2 separate regions of the Mus musculus genome follow, and region 2 is linked to region 1. Evidence: chromatin loops called from intact Hi-C (ENCODE). Cell type or tissue: left cerebral cortex. All regions are shown on one strand. Each heading gives the region's core, and the rest is flanking DNA. Links, peaks and the distances in the headings are about the cores only. Region 1 has its middle 12 kb from the start of Amtn. Region 2 overlaps Csn1s2a (casein alpha s2-like A).

Region 1 (12,642 bases), core at 2,442-10,441:
TAGGTGGTACGTACCAACATGATAAGGACAAAACCCATCCTTATATTCTTGCAGAAAACCTGGCAAGTATCCAAGAATCATAAACGGTCAGCAGAGAGCTGGAGTGCAGAGTCATCTTATATTGCTGCATTTGCTTATGATGCATCTGCAGCTTGGAGTCTCCTCCTCATGCCTTTCTCTTATCAAATATCAAATGTTCTTCTTGATTCTAGCACCTTCGTCAAAACATTCTATTGCTCTCCTGATTTGGGGTCAGTCTATTCTTTTTCTGAGGCAGTACTGGAACTTATGACTTTCTTCATAAATTTACGAATTTATTATAATTTAAAAGATTATTTTTGTTATTCTTTTGAAATATTAGATTTAAAGGAGTACTGTGAGTCTTTATCCATTAATGATTTGAACTGAGTGAATATATACCTGCTTCTGTCTCTACATTTATAAAAATAGAAAAAAGTACTTGACCAATTCATGGTACCCAAGAATAAAGTAGGAGATATGCTTAGAAATGTGAAACAGAGTTAGTTTTCTATGAAGTAATTGGGTGGAGGCTATGCAAGGAATTTAATTATTTGTCTAAAATTCTACTTAATGGAAGAAAACTATTTTGTTCAGAGTGTATATTGGGAAAATGTGTCCATATTTCTTGGCCAAGTAAGCAAGCACTTTGTTATAGCACTATGTATTATTGTTAAAATTCTGAATGAGTCTCTATCAAATTTCCACAAACAGTTGCCTTCAGCTTGATAGAATATAATAATATTATATTCTCTTAATATAAAATATTAATATCTTAATAATATCTTAATTTCAAGTCAACAGTAGATGCTCAATTCTAAGCCCAAAGAACAGCACCAAACCAAGAGAAGGTAAGACAAGAAGCTGCAGGGGAGGATAAAGTTTTGCTAGTGTGGGGAAACAGTGAACAGTCACAGAAGTGACTTCTAGATTTGTGATATTAATTAGAAGAATACCTAGCTTCAAAATCAGAGACCAGGATGAGGTTCTGTGGCATAAGGAAATTCCGTGATTTCAAAGTTTGATGCAGAGTCACCTAACTTCGGAGAGATTGCTTCATTTCAGGGTCGCAGGTGCCAGTCTCTAGATGTTACCGTGTGGAACTTGTAGCAGGTGCAGAGTTATCCAAGAGGTTCTGACAGGACAAAGAAAGCTACAGCAATGCTTTAAAGTTCAGAATGAGAGCTTAGGAATAAAAGTGCTGAACACAGGCATGGGTTTGTACAGAGGAGATAGAAAGAAAAACTTTCTGAAATTTGTCCATGTGCTTTGTTAATTTATAGAATTGTACATTTGGGCTCATCAGATAATTTTAAAGATGGTGTTGGGTAATGAAATTTTTGGTAATTGAAATTTTTGTCAATCTATTTTGATAGATGGTATTCTTAACTGACTGCAGGGCTTTATGTGAATATACAAGGTCCAGTCTGACAGTTGTTTATTTAAAAAATTGTTAAGATTTATTTATTTTATGCCTATGACTGTTTTACCTGAATGTATGTATGTGCACTATGTGAATGGCTGAGGAAGTCAGAAAGAGGGTGTCGGATCCCGTGGAACTCTAGTTATGGTTGGTTGGGAACCACAGTGTGGGTGCTGGAAATTGGGTCTGGATCCTGTGCAGGAGCAGCAGAGGCTCTTAACCTTAAGCCATCTCTCCAGCAACTAGATTCACCCAATAGGCTGAAAGTTACTAGTTGATTGGAAATAAGAATAAATGGTTCACTATTGAGGAATATAATGTTGTGGAATGTGTGTAGAGGTGGGTAAGTCACTACAACAGACAGAGAGGCACAGAGACTGAGGGGACACACTCAGAGAGTGGTTTTACAATGTGAAGTAATTCAAACACTCAGGAACAACAGAAGACAGCAGCAGCACATATATAAATATGTATATTTCATATATACACATGTATGTATATATATATATATTAAATGTATATATATATAATAAATAATATATATATTAAAGAAAAAAGGGGCATGGATTTGAAAGGGAATGCAGGAGTGGAGGAGGGATTGGAGAGAGAAAAGGGAGGGGAGAAATGATGTAGATATCATAAACATACATGAAATTAAAAAGATCAAATATCAGAGCATGGAGAACTCCTCAGATGTCGGGCATGATAACTCAATTGTGGCCACCTAGTAGCAGAATAGGAAAGCAGTACACTATGAAACTAGAGTCATGAAGATGAAGACAGAATCAGAGAATGCCGAGATGTGAATGGAAGGCACATCAGTGGACACAGGAAGAACCACGTCAGCAGAATCATCAGACTTCACTTAGAAATCTGTGTGCTGTGGTTGAATGCTGTCTAAAGGGGCTGCATGGAGTCTCCTTCTTTGTATTTCATTTCCTTTCTTTGCACTTTCTGTTCCTCTATTCTTCCTTCAAAACATAAAGATGCTAGAATACATACATCATTTATAATAATAATCCCAAAGGGGATTAGTAACAGAAGATAGAAATAGCAAGGTATCTACAAGGACAACAATACTGGGAAGGAAGGGTTGTTTTGGACATAGAGCTCAAATGGAGACATTGGGTTTTGACTGTGTCATCACAAGAGGAATAAAGGCAAAATATCAGGCACAGATGCAGCAGCCTTGTAAATCTTCATTTTGCTTTTTAAACTATTAGACAATTTCATTTGGTAGGAGTTGGGATACAAGAGAAAGACCAATATTTAAGCCTGAAAAATACATTATGTGGTCCTTATGAGTAAGTGGCAATGCTAACATGAGATTAGTGGTCTGGGCAAGCACTTTTAGTAATTCCAGTTGACTTTATGCATAGCCATCTCCAGTAATTCTCAGAGGTTGGCCATGAAGATATTGCTTAGACAGCTGTGGTTCTAGGGGCAAGACTTCACTATTTCAGACCCTGAGCAAATGGTTGTTAAGACAATCATTGATTTATGGTACCACTGCAACTAGCTAAGGACCCATGTTTTGGGCTTGTTTCTCTTTATATATCTTCTTTCTATTCCTTTAGTTCATGTCCTAACATCCTTTAATTGAGCAATATTGAGAGAAAAAAAGCTATCAGTCAGAGGGCTTTCTTGTTTTCTTTTCTTCCTCTCACTTTTTTTTTTCTTTTTGAGAAGGGGTTTCTTTGTGTAGCTTTGGCTGTCCTGGAATTCACTCTGTAGAGCAGGCTGGCTTTGAACTCAAGAGATCTGCCTACCTCTGCCTCCTGCGTGCTGAAATTAAAGGCATGCCTCACCACTGCTCAGCCTCTTTTGTCTTTTAAATAAACCTTTTTTACTTTAATGGACAAGATGTCCTTAAATTGCAATGTTCACACCTTTGCTTCCATTCTTTCCTGCTTTCAGAAAGATGTCATTTAGATGATTTTCTTCGGGATACCAATGTGCTTCATATTTTGAGACAAAACCAAAACCCCATTGATTTTATACAGTTTATGCTGTCGCTGGTGCTCATCTTTCCCCTGTTCCTTTAAGCACAATAGAGCTGTTGACCTGGTTTTACCTCTGTCTGAAATCCTTGGCTTCTAGTTTGTTTGGCTTATTTCATTTCATTCCTTACAACCAATAGTCTCTGACAGGCCTTTCCAAAACATTCCAGTGCCCATGTACTGATCTCTGTCACCTTCCAACATGCCACCAAGCTCATTTCCTTGTGATCACTTCTAACAAAAAGTGTTTGCATTGCTTATTGAATACCTGGCAGCTGTCTTGATGAGTAAGCACATTTTATGAAAGTAGGACTTTGTTTCCTCTACTGCTGTCCTCGGCCTGGCATAATGGTCAGGTGATGAATACTGTAAACTGAGTGCTTGAGGTGGAATGCTTATCAGTATTAGAAACATTTGCATTTGAATCACTGCTTTGCTATTTAGTAAAAAATATATTTAGGAAAGTTCAGTTATATTGCTACCATTTTAAGTTTTTCAAATAGAAGATAGGCATTTTCCTTCTCGCCTTAAAGTTGAGGTGCATATGGCTGGAGAAACCTAGAGTGATCCTTGCCTCCTAATGGTGCTCAGTGTTAATTTTGTCATTGAGGTTTAAGATCCAACGTTATGCTGAGAGTCATTTTTTTGTGGATGAATATGCCCAGAGCCTGTTGGGTTCCCAGGTCCTGATTGTGAACCTGATTTCTAAACGTGTTGTTTTAAAAACTTCAGTATCACCCATCCATTTTATAACAGCCTCATATATTACAGATTCTTGTGTTTTGGGGGCAGGAACCACTAGTCAATATGTAAAGTTTAGATGCAGCTAGAATCCCTTTCTATAACCTAATTCCAAGTCTTTGTTCTTTTGATCTTTTATGCTATTAACAATAACTTACCTTTTTTAAAAAAATTTTTATTAGGTATTTTCTTCATTTACATTTCCAATGCTATCCCAAAAGTCCCCCATACCCTTCCCCCCAACTCCCCTACCACCCACTCCCACTTCTTGGCCCTGGTGTTCCCCTGTACTGAGGCAAATAAAGTTTGCAAGACCAATGGGCCTCTCTTTCCACTGATGACTGACTAGGCCATCTTCTTATACATATGCAGCTAGAGACACGAGGTCTGGGGGGTACTGGTTAGTTCATAATGTTGTTCCACCTATAGGGTTGCAGATCCCTTTAGCTCCTTGGGTACTTTCTCTAGCTCCTCCATTGGGGGCCCTGTGATCCATCCAATAGCTGACTGTGGGCATCCACTTCTGTGTTTGCTAGGTCCCGGCATAGCCTCACAAGAGAGAGCTATATCTGGGTCCTTTCAGCAAAATCTTGCTATTGTGTGCAACGGTGTTAGCGTTTGGAGGCTGATTATGGGATGGATCCCTGGATATGGCAGTCTCTAGATGGTCCATCCTTTTGTCTTAGCTCCAAAGTTTGTCTCTGTAACTCTTTCCATGGGGTGTTTTGTTCCCAATTCTAAGAAGGGGCAAAGTGTCCACACTTTGGTCTTTGTTCTTCTTGAGTTTCATGTGTTTTGCAAATTGTATCTTGTATCTTGGTTATTCTAAGTTTCTGGGCTAATATCCACTTATCAGTGAGTACATATTGTGTGAGTTCTTTTGTGATTGGGTTACCTCACTCAGGATGATGCCCTCCAGGTCCATCCATTTGCCTAGGAGATAACTTAACTTTCTGACATATTAATCTATAAAGTTATTTCACTACTACCCAAAGGTCATCTTATCTCATCTGTGCATGCTCAAAAGTGGTATAATAAATGAGCAGTGTTTTCTTTCAAAGACTTTCTGTTCCTAAGCAATATATCCTCCCCTTGTACAAGTAGAATTCAGTGGAGAAATGAAATTAACCAATTAGCAGTGAACACTGTTCTAGTATAAGGTAGAGAATGTATGTGAAACGTTCAAGTGTTGCTTAAGGGCTACTTCTGAAAGTTAGCTCATGAAGTAGCATTTATTCAGAGCAGCTATGTATGGCTTTTCTTGTTGTTCCTTCCTTTCTGTAGTCCATGCTTAAGGTTTCTGTCTGGGAGAGCTATCTAAGCCCCCAGAAAGGCATGGTTTCTTCAGAAGTCACATTTCAATAAATAATGTTTCTGCATTTTGCTTAAGGCTATTGCTGGTGACCGTAATTTTCTTTTTTGCCATTTTTGATATTTGACTGAAAGCTCCTGTTCATTAATAAGACAGAATGTTTTAAAAAATGTATTAAACCTCTTAATTTTCAACTTGAACTGTGCTGTGGTGTGGCTTGAACTCCACAGTTGTAGATTTTTAAGACTGTGGCTGAAAAAATTACCCATTAAACCAGTCAACTAACAAACCAATCAATCAACACTAACCAGCCAACTAAGCAAAAACCTACTGTCAAGCAAATGAAAACCAACCAGACATATGCTGCAATTGAGGATGGGGAACACTAGAGGGCGCCGATGATACAGTCATGCTTTTTCTAATCTGAACCATCTGTTCCAGTATCTTTATTTCTTTTCTTTTTTCTTTTTTAATCTTTTTGTTTGTTTGTTTTTTGTTTTTTTACAGTCCAGGTCCACTTCCAGGTCCACCGTCTGATTGTTCCACATCTCCGCGCCCCCCCCCCCCCCCATAAATGTGTCTGAGCAAGTAGCTGTTTTGTCCTTTGGGTCGTTGTTGTCTTCTTCTTCTTCTTCTTTTCTTTCTTCTTCTTCTTCTTCTTCTTCTTCTTCTTCTTCTTCTTCTTCTTCTTCTTCTTCTTCTTCTTCTTCTTCTTCTTCTTCTTCTTCTTCTTCTTCTTCTTCTTCTTCTTCTTCTTTTCTTCTTTCTTCTTCTTCTTCTTCTTCTTCTTCTTCTTCTTCTTCTTCTTCTTCTTCTTCTTCTTCTTCTTCTTCTTCTCCTTCTCCTTCTCCTTCTCCTTCTCCTTCTCCTTCTCCTTCTCCTTCTCCTTCTCCTTCTCCTTCTCCTTCTCCTTCTCCTTCTCCTTCTCCTTCTCCTTCTCCTTCTCCTCCTCCTCCTCCTCCTCCTCCTCCTCCTCCTCCTCCTCCTCCTCCTCCTTTCTTCTTCTTCTTCTTCTTCTTCTTCTTCTTCTTCTTCTTCTTCTTCTTCTTCTTCTTCTTCTTCTTCTTCTTCTTCTTCTTCTTCTTCTTCTTCTTCTTCTTCTTCTTCTTCCTCTTCCTCCTCCTTTCTTCTTCTTCTTCTTTTCTTCTTCTTTTCTTTTTATAAATTAATTTTTTACACTCCATATTCCATCCCCCACCCCTCCTTCAACTGATCCACATCCCACACCTCCTCCACACCCCACCTGTCTCCACCTGGATGCCCCTACCCCCCACCCTGCCTGACCTCTAAACTCCCTGGGGCCTCCAGTCTCTTGAGAGTTAGGTGCATCATCCCTGATGAGTTGAGGTCCTAACACTCCTGCTTCCATTTCAAAAGTGATAGATTTATAGATTTGTTTAATATGCCTGGTTTTCCCTTTTGTCTTCAAAGGCACACACACATACCCACATACTCACACGATTCCATATATGAGAGAAAACATCAATATTTGCCTTTCTTAGTATTGCTTAATTTGTTGAACATGTGGTCTCCAAGTCAATTGATCATTTCCTTATAAGTGACAAAGCTCTTTACAGTTCAACAGAAGTCTATTATGCATGCATTCCACATTCATTTCTTTATCTAGTTGTGGTGATGGTCACCTAGCCTTGTTTTGTGTCTTCTAGTATCTTTATCTTCTCAGTGGTTTTTATTTTTTAAAATTTTATAGCCATTATGACTATGTACTTATCTCACAGTAAAACATGCTGAATGTTCCCCCCACACACACATAAGCCAATTGCAGCAGTCTGCTTGAAAAACATTTAGTTCAGTTTCCATTTATTGATTGGATTTTCTTTTGGTGCTCATTGAAACTTCTTTTTCTATGCATTTCAGTTCTACGCCATAATGGAAGTCAGGCAGATGTTTTCTGCATTTTGTAGGCTGTCACCTCATTCTGCTAATTCCTCTTTGCTGTTGACAACCTTTAAATTTGTGCATTCTCAATTGTCATTTACTGCTCTTGCTCTATGGGCTACTGGGATCTAATGTTCTTTTAAATGTATTACCTAAGGTTCTTTTATCAAAATGTTCAAATCTAAAACCTATGAACTTAATTTTAACTGACACAATCCATAACAACAACAAAAAAAAAGAAACATAATTTTTTAAATCAAGTAAAAAATAGTAACGTGAGTGTTTAATAATGCAAGGTTGTATTTCACTGCTTTCATGGCTTCATAAGTAATGGATGCTGATATGGAAGAATCAGAATCAGTGAGTAAGATTTAGCTGTCCTTAGAATAATCACTATTACTGAATATGATGGCTTTTATGTTTCAAGCTACCTTTGCATGAAGTTAAGTCTGTGCAAAAGAGACAGTTACAAGATACCTAGTGAAAATGAAACCCAATCACATTATCCAAAACTTCCATTATTATGGGGAGAATCCTGGGGTTCTCTCTAGCCTCATTCATGAGGAATGCTGCTGTTTTCCTCTCCTTGAATACAGTGTTAAATATGTATATGAATGCCATAAGTACAGCCACAAACACATCTCACACCAGTCAGAATGGCTAAGATCAAAAATTCAGGTGACAGCAGATGCTGGCGAGGATGTGGAGAAAGAGGAACACTCCTCCATTGTTGGTGGGATTGCTAGCTTGTACAACCACTCTGGAAATCAGTCTGGCGGTTCCTCAGAAAATTGGACATGGTACTAACGGAGGATCCCGCAATACCTCTCCTGGGCATATATCCAGAAGATATTCCAACTGGTAAGAAAGACACATGCTCCACTATGTTCATAGCAGCCTTATTTATAATAGCCAGAAGCTGGAAAGAACCCAGATGCCCCTCAACAGAGGAATGGATACAAAAAAATGTGGTACATTTACACAATGGAGTACTACTCAGCTATTAAAAAGAATGGATTTATGAAATTCCTAGGCAAATGGTTGGACCTGGAGGGCATCATCCTGAGTGAGGTAACCCAATCACAAAAGAACTCAAATGATACGTACTCACTGATAAGTGGATATTAGCCCAGAAACTTAGGATACCCAAGATATAAGTTACAATTTGCTAAACACATGAAACTCAAGAAGAACGAAGATCAAAATGTGGACACTTTGCCCCTTCTTAGAATTGGGAACAAAACACCCATAGAAGGAGTTACAGAGACAAAGTTTGGAGCTGAGACAAAAGGATGGACCATCTAGAGACTGCCATATTCAGGGACCCATCCCATAAACAGCCATTGCATACACTAGCAAGATTATGCAGCAAGGTCCCAGATATAGCTGTCTCTTGTGAGACTATGCCGGGGCCTAGCAAGCACTTAAGTGGATGCTCACAGTCAGCTATTGGATGGATCACAGGGCCCCCAGTGGAGGAGCTAGAGAAAGTATCCAAGGAGCTAAAGAGATCTGCAACCATGTAGGTGCAACAACAATATGAACTAACCAGTACCCTGAAGCTCTTGACTCTAGCTGCATATGTATCAAAAGGTGGCCTAGTCGGCCATCACTGGAAAGAGAGGCCCATTGGACATGCAAACTTTATAAGCCCCAGTACAGGGGAATGCCAGGGCCAAAAAGTGGGAGTGGGTGGGTAGGGGAGTAGGGGGGAGGGTATGGGGGACTTTTGGGATAGCATTGGAAATGTAAATGAGGAAAATACCTAATAAAAATATTTAAGAAAAAGAGAGGGAAGGAGGGATGTGGCTGTTCCCAGTTATAACTATCTACAGTGCCTTTGCCAAGTTTATAGAAATGAATTATTCAAATGGCATGTTACTATGTGGCCTGACTGCTAGGATCCAATCAGAACCTCCTCATGGCTATGTGGGCATTTTTGATGGTATGAGGTGTACAGCATTGTTTCTCAATGTGAGCATAGTTGAGGCTTGAGGGCTGACATGTATCCTGATTATAAAATTCTATTTTGAAGTATTAGATTCTTTAAGGAAAATATTCAAGCAATGCACAAGGTATCATCTTAGCCAAAGGCCTGCAATAGTGAAACAAAATTAAGTGGTCTGCTAACTAATGTTAAAACCTTAACTTTATGTGTAACTTTTTGTCATCTATCTATCTATCTATCTATCTATCTATCTATCTATCTATCTATCTATCTATCTATTTATGTACACTATAGATTTTATCTGCTCCCTCCACCCTCCATACCTCTTTACCACCCCCTGTCTCCATGAGGATGTCCCCACCTCTACCCCAACTCAACCAGACCTCTAAACTCCCTGAGGCCTCCAGTATCTTGAGGGTTAGTGCCTCTTCTCTGACTTAACCCAGACCCAGCAGTTCTCTGCTATATATGTTTTGGGGGCCTCAATCAGCTGGTGTATGTTGCCTGATTGGTGATCCACTGTTTGAGAGATATAGGGGGTCCAGGTTAATTGAATTTGTTTGTCCTCCTACTTGGTCGCCCTCCTCCTCAGCTTCTTTCAGCCTTTCCTTAATTCAACCACATGGGTCAGCAGCTTCTGTCCATTGGTTGGACACAAATATCTGCAACAGATTCTTTCAGCTGCTTGTTGGGTCTTCCAGAGTGTGGTCACGCTAGTTCCCTGTTTGTGAGCACTCCATAGCCTCAGTAGTAGTATTAGGTCTTGGGACCTCCCCTTGAGCTGGATCTCACTTCAGGCTTGTCTCTGGGCCTTCTTTTCCTCAGGCCCCTCTCTATTTCCATACGTGCAGTTCTTTCAGACAGGAAAAATTATGAGTTAGAATTTTGACTGTGGATGGCAACCCAATCCCTCACTTGGTGCTCTGTCTTCCTGCTGGAGGTGGGCTCTATAAATTCCCTTTCTCTACTGTCGGGCATTTCATCCAAGCATTTCATCCCTTTGAGTCCTGAGAGTCTCTTACCTTCCAGGTCTCTTGTGTATTCTGGAGGGTCCCCCCCCCCAACCTCCTAACTCCCTAGGTTGCCTGTTTCCATTCTTTCTGCTAGCCCTCAGGGCTTTAATCTTTTTACCTCACCCAATACCAGATCAGGTTCATCTATACTCCCCACTCCTTCCCAACTGTCTACTTTTCCTCCCAGGTCCTGCCTCCGTACCCCCTTGTGATTGCTTTCTTCTCTCTCCCAAGTGGGACTGAGGCATCCTCACTTGGGCACTTCAGCTTGCTGAACTTTTTGAGTTCTGTGGACAATATCTTGGGTATTCTGTACTTTTTTTTTTCTTGGCTAGTATCCACTTATTAATGAGTACATACCATGCATGTCATTTTGAGTCTGAGTTACCTCACTCAGGATGATATTTTCTAGTTCCATCCATTTGCCTGCAAAACTCAGGAGGTCCTCATTCTTAATAGCTGAGTAATATTTCATTGTGTAAATGAACCACATTTCCATTCTTCTGTTGTGGAATCTGGGTTGTTTCCAGCTTCTGGCCATTACAGATAAGGCTGCTATGAACATAGTGGAACATGTGCCCCTGTGGCATGGTGGGGAATCTTTTGGGTATATTCCCAGGAGTGGTGTAGCTGTGTCTTCAGGTAGATCTATTTCTAATTTTCTGAGGAACCTCCAGATTGATTTCCAGGGAGGTTGTACCAGTTTGCAATCTCACCAGCAATGGAGGAGTGTTCCTCTTTCTCCACATCCTTGCCAACATGTCTTGTCACCTGAGGCTTTGATCTTAGCCATTCTGATTGGTATAAGGGGGAATCTCTGGGTCGTTTTGATTTGCATTTCTCTGATCACTAAGGACTTTGAACATTTCTTTAGATGCTATTCAGCCATTCAAGATTCCTTTGCTGTGATTTCTCAGTTTAGTTCTATACCCCATTTTTTGATTGGGTTGTTTGTTTTTTTTTGGTGGTTAGCTTCTTCAGTTCTTTATATATTTTGGATATTAGCCCTCTAATAGATGTGGGGTTAGTGAAGATTTCTTTCCCAATCTGTAGGTTGCCGATTTGTCTTCTTTACTGTGTCCTTTGCCTTACAGAAGCTATCCACTTTCATGAGGTCACATTTATCAATTCTTGATCTTAGAGCATGAGCATTTGGAGTTCTGTTTAGGAAATTACCCCTGTGCCAATTAGTTCAAGCTTCTTTCCCATTTTCTCTTCTATTAGATTTAGTGTATCTGGTTTTATGTTGAGGTCCTTGACCCACTTGGTTGTGAGCTTTGTACAAGATGACAAATATAGGTCTATTTTCATTTTTCTACGCACAAACAACCAGTTAGATCAGCACCAGGTGTTGAAGATGCTTTCTTATTTCCATTGCATTTTTTGGCATCTTTTTCAAAGATCAAGAGTCTTTAAGTGTATGTCTTTATTTCTGGGTCTTCAATTCTATTCCATTCTATTCCAATTCTATTTCACTAGCAGCTTGACAGCATACCTAAAAGCTCTAGAACAAAAGGAAACAAATTCATCCAAGAGGAGTAGACAGCAGGAAATAATGAAACTCAGGGCTGAAATCAACCAAGTGGAAAAAAAGAACTATACAAAGAATCAACCAAACCAGGAGCTGGTTCTTTGAGAAAATCAATGAGATAGATAAACCCTTAGCCAGACTAACTAGAGGGTACAGGGACAGTATCGTAATTAAGAAACTCAGAACCTGAGGAAATCCAAAGCATCATCAGATCCTATTACAAAAGGCTATAGTCAACAAAACTGGAAAACCTGGATGAAATGGACAATTTTCTAGATAGATACCATGTAACAAAGTTAAATCAGGGTCAGATTAATGATATAAACTGTCCCATATCCCCTAAAGTAATCGAAGCAATCATTCATAGTATCCCAACCAAAGAAAGCCCAGGACCAGAAAGGTTAAGTGAAGAGTTCTATTAGACCTTCAAAGAAGACCTAATTCCAATTCTCAAACTATTGCACAAAATAGAAACAGAAGGTGCTCTCCCCATTTCACTCTATAAAGCCACAATTATTCTGATATGTAAACCACATAAAGACCTAAGAAAGAGAGAGAACTTCAGACCAATATCCTTTATGAATATCAATGCAAAAATACTCAATAAAATTCTCTCAAACTGAATCCAGAAACACATCAAAACAATCATCCATCATGATCCAGTAGGCTTCATCCCAGGATTGGAAGGATGGTTTAATATATGGAAATCCATCAACATAATCCACTATATAAACAAACTTAGGGGAAAACCACATGA
Region 2 (12,642 bases), core at 3,054-11,053, 580 kb after region 1:
GGAGTGAGTCCCAGAGGGCCAGGAGAAGGAATGAGAATATGTTGCTGCCAGGGGTCAGGGATTGGGATATTCTCTAAGAAATCCCAGAGACCCGGATGAGGGAGGCTCCCAGGACTCAATGCAGGAGACCTTAGCAGAAATTCTCAATAGTTGGGATATGGAGCCTGAAGAGACTACCTCCTGTAGCCATCAGGACCCCTAGTCAGAGAATGGGAACATCAACCCACCTACCAAACTTCTGACACAAAATTAGTACTGTCTAAAAGAAATTCAGGGTCAAAGATGGAGCAGTGACTGAAGAAATGGCTGGCCCATGACCAGACCATTTTGAGACCCTTCCCCTGGGGAGGCACCAATCCTTCACATTATTAGTGATGCTATGTTGTGCTTGCAGAGAGGAACCTAGCAGAGCATCTCTGTGAGAGAGGCTTTAGCCAGAAGCTGACTGAGACAGATGCAGATACACACAGAAAAACAACAGACATTGGACAGAGATTGGAGAACCCCATGGAAGAGTTACAGGAAAGATTGAAGGCCCTCGAGGAAATGGAAACTCCATAGGAAGACCAACAGCATTAAATAATTTGGACCCCTGGAAGCTCCCAGAGACTGATCTATCAACCAAAGAGCATATACGAGCTTCTCTGTAACCCCTGACACATATGGGCTCTCATGTTTGACCTCAGAGGGAGAGGATGGCCCTAATCCTACAGAGACTTGACACACCAGGGTGGAGGAATATGGGGCAGAGGAGAATGCTCTCTCAGAGGGGAAATGGACAGGGGGTGATGGGAGGAACTCTGCAAGGGAACCAGGAGAAAGGACAACATCTGGGATGTAAATAAATAAATAAATATAAGTAATAAAAAAGTTATTACATATCTTTTTAAAAAGTTGCTCATTATATCATAGTTCTTTAAAACTCCTGATGGAAGATTATTAAATGTTTCCATTTGTCAAGGCTAACTTGCCTCTCCAGCTTTATTATCTCTCAAGCAGAGAGTATGGCTACAGTGAGAACTGTGGCAGAATTTTGGGGTGAGTTAGGTGTATGGATAGAGAAGCAAGAAAAAAGTTAAACTATTGGTGTTCACTGGTAAGAATATGGAAATGATTAAAGCCAATAAATCTCCAAGCATTCAAAGATATGAAAGGACAACTTAGAGTTAACGACCTAAAATTTGGAAAATCCTTGCCCTCTATGGTTATTGCATTCGTATTTTCCAAGAAGTGGTTGTTTTTATTGAGAGTGGCCTGGTCTCAATGTGAATCTGGGCGAAAAGATCACACGGTAAAATGCGTTTAAAACTTTAATGTCTTGGCGAGAGATATTTTGGTTCTTATCTCAGAAGTAGTACTGAAAAGACTTCAATTAAACAATGCAGTTAATACGGCTCCACAGTCCAAAGTTGGAACACACAACTCAATCCAAAAAGATTACAAACAATACAGAAAATATCCCACTCTCTCTTCTTCTGGCTCAATATTGTTGTCTTTTCAAGAAGCATCTTAGGGAATGTTAATAGTAGGAGGTGATGGGGAAACCACGAAGAAACCAATTTTCTACTCAAGCCTATGAACAAAAGGAAAATAATGGATTATAAAAACATATTATCCAAAATTATACAATATGCATATATATGAGATCTACATGAACATTCAAATATACAGGGTGGCAAAATGTAATTATTTATAACTAACTCTAATTGATGAAGTAGTAATGATGCACTAATGCTGACATAGTAGCTGTTAATTATTACTAAGGTCTAGTTAAGAATTAATTTTCCCACACAATTTTAAAAAGTTATCATATGTAATGTTTACAATAATTGAGACATACCTACACTCCCAGATATACCACTTATTCTAAAGAGGAGAAATTATAAATAGCCTAAAATCTTTAAGAAGGAATACTTAGAAATATACCTTCATCTCTATGTACAGAAGGCTAAACATATATGTCTTCTGTGAGGAAGACATTTCATGTGAGGTGCAAAGCAATATATCAAGTGTGCATCAACATGGACACTGGTGCTTTGACATCTTCTGCTCAGTTTTATTACTTCTGGTTGAGTTCATTCCATCCCACAAGGGAACTTTCATATAATTTACTTACCCAATTAGTATATGCATCCAAGTTATACAGAGAACCAATTGAAAAATCAAGAATTTGTGGCAAAACTTGCAATATTTTTAGTGAAGCAGTAATTTAAAATATAACTAAATAGTTGAAGTGTGATTTTTTTTCCATCCAATGTTGTGTGCTATTCTGGAATTGTTGCTGAAAATGTTGCTCAGTGTTCCATCCAAACGGCACTTACCTATAGCTAGGTAGCAGCAGTTATTTTAGGAATCTTAGTAGAATCTCTGAGAGAAGAAAGTACAATACATTTTAATTCTCTAAGACTCTTTGCCTTTCACATAAAGTATCTTATATTCTTTCTAGGTATCTAACATTGAAACTAAAGTACAAATTTTACATTCTATGATGAAGCTTATCTAATGGTTGCTTCCTAGCAGAAAACTCAATCCAAAAAGTAAAAGTTGGAAGTACCTTGAAGATAACTATCACACTTAGGGCTCAGTTCTAAGGATTTAATGTCAAATCGCTAATAATTATACAAACTTTTCAGTTTTGTGCTCCATCCTTTTCTATGCATGGTAGTGGGGAAAGAGCATAGCAAGCCTGAGGCCTTTTAGCAAGTGTATGGAAGCAGAACTACCGAGAACAACTTGCAAATCACTCTGCTCCTTTAACCTTTGGATATTTATAAAATTAATAATACTCCATGCTTATACCACAGAAAATAACTGTACAAATGAAGGCGATATTTATTCTGAAAAGCTGGAACTGGAGAGATGGCTGAGTAATTAAAGTTCATGCTTTTCTTGCCCAGAACTTGATTTCCATTCTCTGGAGCCATGCTGTGTAGCTCATAACCACACATAACTACAGTTCTAGAGGGATATGCTACTCATGTGGGTTTGCAATCATATGCCCATACTGACAGTCACATAAGCATGCACATAACTAAAAATAATAAAAATAAAAGGGACACATTTTGTGCACTGCTGAATCTTTCATTTTCCTGAAAATTACTGCATGTAAGAAATGCAAATAGATTATCAATGCAATTCTTTGTTGATGACTGTTACAATCAACAATTACTATTCTTGTTACAATTACAAGTGCTCCAATTAAATAATGAGTTTAATGTCCTTGACATTTTAAACGTAAACTGTAGTTTATTTCTATGTGAAACAAATGTTATTGCATCTTATTACATCACTTTTTGTGAGCCCGATGACTGTATTTATATTATATTTAATTATATTGTTTATGTGCTAATATTATATTTTACCATATTTTCATAGGCACATACCGTATAGTGAGCATTTGGGAAGGTGTAATCCTTACTGGGGTACCAGTAGCTCACAGGTATCTGGGGATGAAGAGCTTGGGGAAGTTGGGGGATGGTGACCTGTTGATATTGGATGTACTTGATCTAAAAGAAATGAAAATATCAAAAAAATACTCAAGTTAATCTAAGCTTCTTAACAGAGAGGAACAGAAGCTAATATTAGCTACTTTCTAAATTACTCCAGGAAGACTCTATACAAAAGTTATTCTAAAATCATAACCATTTTTGTGTTATAGAATGCACTGTTAAATGGAAGAAATATTATTATTTCATACACAGGCAGTGTAAAAGTTAAAGGAAATTCTGTATGTCAGAAAGAAATGAAAACATTTTAATAAGCTTGATAATTTTCTTCACGTATGTTTTCATGTCTGGCCTTTACAGTTGGAGAATGTTAGAATGATTTATTACAATGATTTTGGGGAAGCCATGCCTCTGATCTGGTTGTTCAGTCTCTCTTAACATCACTCCCTTGCATCCTCTATAGAGTATGTATAGAGCTTTCTGAATAGCCCTTGCCATATATTTTATATGTACTTCGACTCAATTCTTTAAAGCTTGTTAAATTGATTTTACTGTGGACAAGTCCAGAAGATAAGTACAGCTTCCAACATGGAGTCCTAGTTCTTATGAATGGAAAGTTTTATTTTAATTTCCAGTGAATGTGTGCATGGTTGTGATATGCTATTAATGGAAGGGTGGTAGAATTTGCTGAAATCATTTTTGTATCTTCAGCATTTTATGACAGAGTTTATATATATTACAAAAATCTTTAGAGTATCTCTTCTATTCTTGTATTTATTTTTCAGTTAAAGATAAAGTAGATAACAAGAGCAGAGTAATTAAATGCTGCACCAGGGTAACAGAGCATAGGTAAGTACTCTAACTATAAAGCCTGTGTTAATTTATTGAGATCTTAGACTCCGTATATGGATACGTAATCTGCTGTTGTTTGACACTAATCACTTGAAACACCTTAATTTTGAAAAGGAGAAGCTTGGATGCAGAGAAAAACTGTGATGCAGTTTTACTATGTGAGTACTTAATCTAAATCATTTAAAATAAAGATATATTCTATGCTTGTATCTCTACAATCATCAGGGAGTATATCAAGTAATTGATTTTAAAATATAGACCATATTTACTTTCAGAAACACATTCATATCAAAATGCCAAAATTTTAATTACTTCAATTTTTTAAAATAATATTGTCTTGGGATTGAATGATGTGATAATTTGAATAAGAGATTTATGCACATTTTTTATATATTAATGAATTATAGACAGGTTTTTTATAGCCAGTAACAATATTATAAACATTTTAAGTCACGTACAATCACATAAAACTAAAAAAACTTACCATATCAATAATCTTCTTCAGGATTTCCTTAAAGAAAGCAAACAAAAAAAATGAAACATAGTGACTTGAAAACTCTATTTACTTTTCCAAACTTATTCTTAGAAATAGCCCATCTGCCATAAACTTAAGGACAATGATTTGTTCACTGTTTGTATATTTGTATATAAAATATCCGTATCTGTTTGAATTCTTCAAATAATAGAATCATACATTTAGTGCTTTTTTGAATACAAACTCTAAATGGAGTTTGCCTGTTTTACTCATTGTCTTGTTTCCACTCTCAAGAATCTTTTAAATGAGCTAGTATTTGATTACATGCTTCCTAAATAAATGGATAAAATTATGAGTTCAACTTTATTAGCATAACAAAACATTCTAAATAATATTGTGTTTGCTACAATTATGCTAAGTAAGTATTTGTATATAAAATATTCATACCTGTGCCTTGGGTGGACTTTATATACAATTTTGAATGAGAGATAATTTCAGAAAAATTAGTAAATATTAGCTTAGCTAAGTAACTCTAATAATAGTACACTTAAAACTATATTATAACAATTGAAACCCTAAATAATAAGATCTCCATTTCTCACAGGAAATTAGACTTTAGTTCAACTTAGTCCTGCAGACTTTGGTGCTAAGTAAATAACACTCTTGCAATAACTAACTATAAAATTAAAAACACAGCTTTAAAAATCTTTGTAACTTTAGCAGCCATGACTCACCTCCACAGAGGTGCTGATGGATTCCTAGGGAGAGGAATAAAAATAATATACAAATTATTTCTGTAGTGAAATAGTTCTTTCTCTAGCACTCCTCTCAATTATCATAAATGAAATACAGGGAATAAAACTAGGTAAGCCATGGGATGCCATTCTAGGTGACTTTAGGCAGCTGGCATTTGACATAAATAGACGTTTTCAAAGTCATCACTGATATGAGAACTCGATTACATTTATGAAAAGCACAGATTACAAACTATCAATGGGCATGACTTAGTTCAGTGACTGCCAACCAAAGTGGAAGTGATTTGATATGATCCAGTGCTGTGCAAATCTCTCTTGCTAAATTTGAACATTACTCTGCACTTGTCTGTTCCCATGTAGATTTTTATCATTGCTACATAAAAATTTGTTTCTGTGAGTCTAACCTTATGTATAAAATAAGAGTTTTAATTCTAGTGCAGCGTTATCTGGTATTGGATTTTGTTTTCATGAGAGAAAACTTATCTCAGAAGATTTTTATTTTTCTGTTTTAGTGTGTGTTCTACCCAGAAATTAAGTAGAATAACCCTTTCTTGTACATTTGTGATTGATTGGAAAAATACCTATATCTGTCTATAATAGCAAGATACAAATGATTCTGCCTTTAAAAAATATTTTTTCTAAATATGTCTTATATTTGAGAGTAGCTTTAGGGTTTAGCAATAGATAATAGCACTGTCATATTTAAAATCATAGTGTCTTGTCTATGGAAATGTGATAAAGAGTGCCATGATATTTTAGTATCCTATATTCCACAGTTAAGAAATATGAACTTAGTTTTATAATAAGTGTTGGAAATAGTGGTATGAAGCAGGCATCTTCTAGTCTAGAAGGAATAAGCAAAATAGCTTATTGATGCAAATAGCTTAAGAATGGAAATGTGACAAAGTCATAGTATTTTTGCCACCTATTTATAACTGAAATTTACCTCTAGCCAAGCAAAAGTATTTTGAGGAAGCCACCAACCAAACAAAAATTAAGAAGACAGTTATTAAGACAAGTGGGACCTAAGAAAGAAGAAATTGATGAACTAAAAAATATTGTCAAAGCTAGAGAACCAGAGAATCTGCTGTGAGATAGTGTCTTCTTGGTATGGCAGGGACGCTGCACCTAGGAAATCTCTACAATAAAGTTGCCTAAAATAACAGCTAAAGACAGCAACATCAATTGTGATGCACACACGGATCAGGGATTCTCATGGGGTCTCAGCTCTGGATTAAGAGCTACAGACAATGATTTCTGAAAGCGTGGGAAACCATCTTCTCCAGGACAGGCCTCCTGATAGGGCGGCCAATCCCAGTAAGTTACATACATACATACATACATACATACATACATACATACATACATGCCTGTATATGCTTTCTATGAAACAATTGATTAAAGAATAAACAGTCTTGGATTTGAGGTGGGAGAGGAAAGAGGGGGATCAGATTGATGCAACTTCATTGCTCATAAACGAAATCCTCAAAATGAAAGGTTACTATTGCAAGGAGTTATACATTAAATAACTTGTTCTGCTGTGGGGGGGGGGGCAAAAAGGCCTATTATTTGATTGCTGGCTAAGAGGTGAGATTTACTAACTAATGTACAGTATTTGCATCACAACTCTGCCATCTCCTGGACAAAATAAAACACTAAAACGTTTCTACTTCAGATACAGATTTTAAGTGCCTAGGACACCACCAACCAGAAAACATGCAGGATCTGGGCCTAGACCCTGTACACAACTGTAGCAAATACGTAGTTTAATGTTCATATAACTCCCCTAACAAGTGCAACAGCGGCTGACTCAGTCTCTGTTCACTGCCATTGGATCCCATTCCCTCCTACTTGGAATGTATGGTTGGGTCTCAGTGGAAAAGGATGAGCCTATACCTGCTGGGACCAGATGCCACAAGGTGAGGTGGTACTCAAGTGGGACTCCTCTTCTCCTCAGAGAAGGAGAAGGGGTCATGAGGAGAGAGATTTGTAAGAGTGGGATTGCAGAGAGAGGAGGGAGGGGGTTGTGATCAGAATGTAAGTGAAAAAAATAAAATAAAAAAGATAGTCACAGTTATCTAGTGTTCCAGACAATATGAAAGGTTATTTGCTGTAAAATGATGATGGCTTCTTAGCTTTATATAATAGGCACTTAGGAAAATAATTCACAATCCAAACAAAGAAGGAAGGGGATAGATTATGTTCCTAGTTCAGCAGCTGGCTCCCTGTATGTCTGACTTCACATGTAAAGCTATGAACAAGATGCTGCATTCTGTGTTGTTACACACATGACACCTGTGTCTCCTGACTCAAAGGCTTCTCTAAGCCAAAAGCCATACTGAAATGAAGACATCAAGTAGAACTTTAAAAATTGGGTTGAATAACTTAGACTTCAGATTATATTTAAAGACGGCATTCTGTCATAAACACTTCGAATCACACATGAATGGTTTTGCGTGATTTACTTTTTCTCTGCATCATTCGTAGCACTTTTAAATAGTGGTCTTAATTGTTATATGATTTAATTTATATTCTAGAAAATGTTATTAAAATGTTGTGTAAAAGGTTTTTACTTTCTGTATTTGAATTGATTGGGACGTATTTTTCAGTTAACCATTTTAATTATTTTCAAATGAAGATAGCAGTAAAATCGACACAAAGTAGAAGTGCAGCACTCACCTGGGTGGGCGTGTTATGGATGGCATTAGGCTGGGGCCACTGGTTCACACTGCTCTGCTGCTGCTGGTGAAGAGGTGTGCAACATTGGGAAAAGGAAGACTCCTGGGAAAATTGCTTGAATTTTTTCTAGAAGGAAATAAATGCACCAGTATTTATGTAGTGACTATTCTTCATAGGTCAAGTTTATCTGTATGAAATCAAATCTCTATAAATATCAAAACTATGCCAGTTTGACAAAGCATAAGAATTTTTTATTATAGAATGCAATGCATTAAAGGGGATTTTAGAATTGCAGATGGCATTAATTTAGGACCCTGGAAATAAGCTTTACTGTATGTGAAAGACACAATAATATGTAAATGCAGAAGTTGAGAATTGTCAAGGGAATATCTGACATCACAATTTCTCCTTTCACATTTGGCTCAAGAAGGTTGATGCCTGCACTATGAAACAGTGATGTTTGTACTTTCTTTGTTACAGGATAACATCTTAATGTCTTACAGCATCACTTTTCCAGAAGGCAAGTGGATGAATACAGTGGCTTGTATAGGGAACTTATCTCAGATCTCATCCTGAAATCTAGACCTTTGTTTGGCCATGGCTAGTTGCCTATATATAACTATGTCATTAAGTTGAACCACATCAGAAATAAACCAAACCAAACCAAACCAAACCAAACCAAACAAAACAAAAAACATAAACACAAACATACAACCAAAACAAAACAAACCAACCAATCAAAACAAACAAACAAAAAACAAAACCCAAAGCTCCCACATTTCCAGTGCACACAGATACCAATTACGTTCATGTGTAGAATATTGCTGTTTCTTTTCTGGGGTGTCAATGTCAGATGGGCACCAAAGTGAGAATAGTATCAGAGGACAACACTCAAGAAAGATATGTGAGAAAAAAGTATTAGATAACTTTTTAAAAAAAAAAAAAAACAAAAAACAGGCTGTTTTATATATGTGAAACCTTTTTTCTGATAGTCTTTTTTTTTTTTTTTTTTTTTTTTTTTTTTTTTTTTTTTTTTTTTCGAGACAGGTTTCACTGTGTAGCCCTGGCTGTCCTGGAACTCACTCTGTAGACGAGGCTGGCCTTGAACTCAGAAATCTGCCTGCCTCTGCCTCCCAAGTGCTGGGATTAAAGGCATGCGCCACCATGCCCAGCTTTTTTCTGATAGTCTTAAGAATGGATGTTTTTATCTTCATGTATAAGATCAATGAATGTTATCCTTTTGTTTATTTTTAGAAACTTTTTTATTGTGTAGCTTGCAATTATTCTTTACACCTGGACAACCTGTAGTGTTAGTGGGACATTTTGGGGTAAGGAGGATGTAGTGTGGAGTAGTTAAGTAACTGCTGGAGGAGTTCTAGTTGAAAGGATTTGCCCAGTTTCAGTACTCTCATTCTTTCTTGAACTATACATTTCTGTTGTCTCCTGGAGATGGGGGGGTCTTTGTCCTTATCTGTCTTGTTTTTTTTTTTTTTTAATTGATTCAAAGACAAGCATTTGGACTAATTACATGACTGAGGTAATACACAGATATCTGAAGTAAATCAGTTAAAAATATTTTTCTGAGTTTTAAAATCCTTTTGAGTTTAGTTAGATTACCTGGTTCTTGTTAAAATTCCATATTTTAAAAGATAATGTTCACATATTATGGTAACAAATTTTGTCAGAATTTGGTGTAACATATAGGGAAGAAATGATAAGATGAAGATAAACTTACCTGCTGGTTTAGGTTGACCTTTTGTTCTTCAGATTGTACAATTTTCTGTTAAAATATTGCTTATGTCAGAGAGATATGGACAGAACTGTTGCTAATAAAGTTACTTAGTCGAATTATAACTACTTACTTCACTGACTTCCTCGGAAGATTCCTAAAGGAAAACATGAATAGTAGGTTTTTTCAAGTAATATAGCAATAATTAAATATCGATGATTTTAGTAGAAAGTCAGGGGTAAGTATTTAAATATTCCAAACCCAGGACTATGATATTCAATCATGTAGGAATCAAATAAACTAAATATTTGTCAGAACTCTCTAAGCCTCCTTTTTCCTCAACAAAAATAATAGCATAATTAGAATATATTTTAAATTTAACACTTGGTTAATACTACTTTTTTCAGATATTTTTATTTCTAAACATGGAATGCATGAAAGTGATAAACAAAAATGAGAACAGCCATTGATGTTAACTCATGCTTGCAATTTCAGCATACTCTGTATCTGAGTCAGTATAATTTACTATGGAATCAAGGTCAACCTTGGTTACAAAGTTATGGTGAGACCCTGAGTCTCTTCCTGAAAAATATGGGAGAGAGGGGTTTGGAGATGGAGCATGATTGGTTGGTAGCTTCATGGATTTTGCACAGTGTCAGATATGGCTGGAGGCTCACAGTCTGAGACTAAGTTATATACAGAAAGGCTAAAACCTGTTTTATGAGATTTTGGCTATGAAGACCTTAGGCATCATCCAAGGTCATGGGACTCTAGACTGAGACCTAACACAGTGCTGTCAACCCCTTTTAAGGCATACTTCACTCTTTCAGCATTGCTTTTATCAACCATAGGTGTAGAAAGTATTGGCAACGTATAGAATATCTGATCCAAACCACCTTCTGGCTCTATTGAAATGGTTTTCCACATTTAATATGAGAGCATCATATCAAAGATTTAATAAAATTTAGAAACGTTAACCCTAACCAGAGTTTCTTATTGAACTACTCATGGCGTTATGACTTTAGACAATTTAAGTCATGATCAAATAATTTTTGAGACCCCTTTCTTCCACTGAATATTTATATGTGCATTTCCTAGGAATTATCAAGTGATTATGTAACACAATGGTCAAGTCACTATTTCTCAAAAAATAAAACAGAAGAAACAATGTCTTACCTCACTGGATGAACTGCTAGCAGAATCCTTGATAAATAAATTAAAAATAAAACAAAATAATTGGTGACAAGAAGACAGCTTCCTCAACAACATTCCTCAAGAAGCAGCATTTGCCTTAACTCCATACCATATTAATTTCCTACTGGATTACTAATATGCAAGATGAGAAGGATATAGATAATGCATTTAAATTATGATTTATAAGCATTGAATATTAAGCATATTTGGGGAAATATATGGAAAGGATTTACTTTATCAGGTATCTAAATGGAGTTTGGTAAACATAGAGGAACAGGAAAGAATAAAATTAGTGCAGCTAGATTAAGCAACTAGAGGTGAAATGACTAGAAGAGAGTATTGTGAAATGTCTGTGGGAGACTAGTAACATTTCATAACAAGTATGAGTATTGTTAATGACATATAGTTAAGATGAATAAAAGTCTCCCATCATTTTATCCGTGGTTTTCTAAGTTACAAAAAATTAGGCACATTACCCCTACAATATTATGTGTGAAATAAGAGAAAACCCATATTCCTTAGAGAGAAGTATACTAATACTTTATCTCTACTTTATGGGCTTATATTGAAATAAACCTTTGAAAATGTAGCTTCAAAAAACACAGCTATCCTTATGTGACCTTTTCACATTATTGCATAATTGCTAATTAAGATTATGAAAATACTGACCATTTGAAGTTAAAAGTTGAAAAAAACTGGTAACCATCTGGACAAATCAGCAGTGCAGACATTAATTAATTAACGAATTTTACCTTAGTTGTTTGGAAGAACACGCTATTGTCCAGCTTAGACTTCTGAAAAGAAATAAATGACATTAATTTTATATCCATACAAATTGAAAAGTATTTTAAAGTATATTTAATATAAGAAGCTATGACTTACTCCTGGGTAGATGCTGGCAGATGATTCCTTGGAAAAAATGATAATAAATATTGATTACTTGCAAAATCTTTTACCCATACTACCAAAATAAGTATTGATGAATAGTGACTATATAATTTATGACTTTTACAGTAATGATTTTTGAAGTGACAACAGGAAGCAAAATGAACTATAAGTATATATTATGCTACACTTTGTATTTTTTAAAAAAATATTTATTTGATGTTTAAGTAAAATCATCATGTTGGGTGCCATTGCACTGAAATCTGGTTATGAAGCAAGGGAAGAAGAGAGGAGCAGACCTGTCTGCATTCAACACTCCAGCAGTCGATGTAACACAATAACATCATAATTAACAACACAATCAGATTCCTGGGCTAACATCAGAATCACTGTATTATGACACCATTAGTATGAGGAAAAGTACCTACATTTGATGCTGTTGTATGGTTTGGTTTATTTTCCCAATAATTTTTATTTCAATGGGTGAACATTGTTTTTTTTTCTCTATGGTTTTTATAGTGGTATTATTGCTATTTTTAAAAATCTGAATGAGCAAGGATATATAATTACTATTAGGTAGCAGAACTAGTCTTCATAATAAAGGCTCTTACCTCACTGGAGGACTTA

Evidence for each region. A loop is a pair of places that touch in the nucleus more often than their neighbours do. Peaks named below come from ENCODE experiments on the same cell type or tissue, not always from the same donor. Only the 100,000 strongest peaks of a DNase experiment are listed, where the experiment ranks them.
Region 2: it touches region 1 in a loop (9-fold over the local background); 3 of 42 quality-filtered maps call a loop at or near these places.

Annotation. Positions count from the first base shown.
Region 1 is chr5:88,358,189-88,370,830 of GRCm38, reverse strand. No RefSeq gene overlaps it. Among named protein-coding and RNA genes, the nearest start is that of Amtn, 12 kb to the left of the region's middle. In left cerebral cortex, for the core only: a CTCF peak has its summit at 5,867 (motif pointing right); a DNase peak (open chromatin) is centred at 5,875.
Region 2 is chr5:87,777,454-87,790,095 of GRCm38, reverse strand. Csn1s2a (casein alpha s2-like A) reads right to left here. Exons shown (of 14, transcript NM_007785.2): 3 at 12,627-12,642; 4 at 12,013-12,039; 5 at 11,883-11,924; 6 at 11,113-11,139; 7 at 10,070-10,093; 8 at 9,943-9,987; 9 at 8,208-8,333; 10 at 5,508-5,531; 11 at 4,783-4,809; 12 at 3,384-3,506; 13 at 2,322-2,367; 14 at 1,298-1,573. The coding sequence ends at 2,356. Among named protein-coding and RNA genes, the nearest start is that of Csn1s2a, 9.3 kb to the right of the region's middle. In left cerebral cortex, for the core only: a CTCF peak has its summit at 7,176 (motif pointing left); a DNase peak (open chromatin) is centred at 7,229.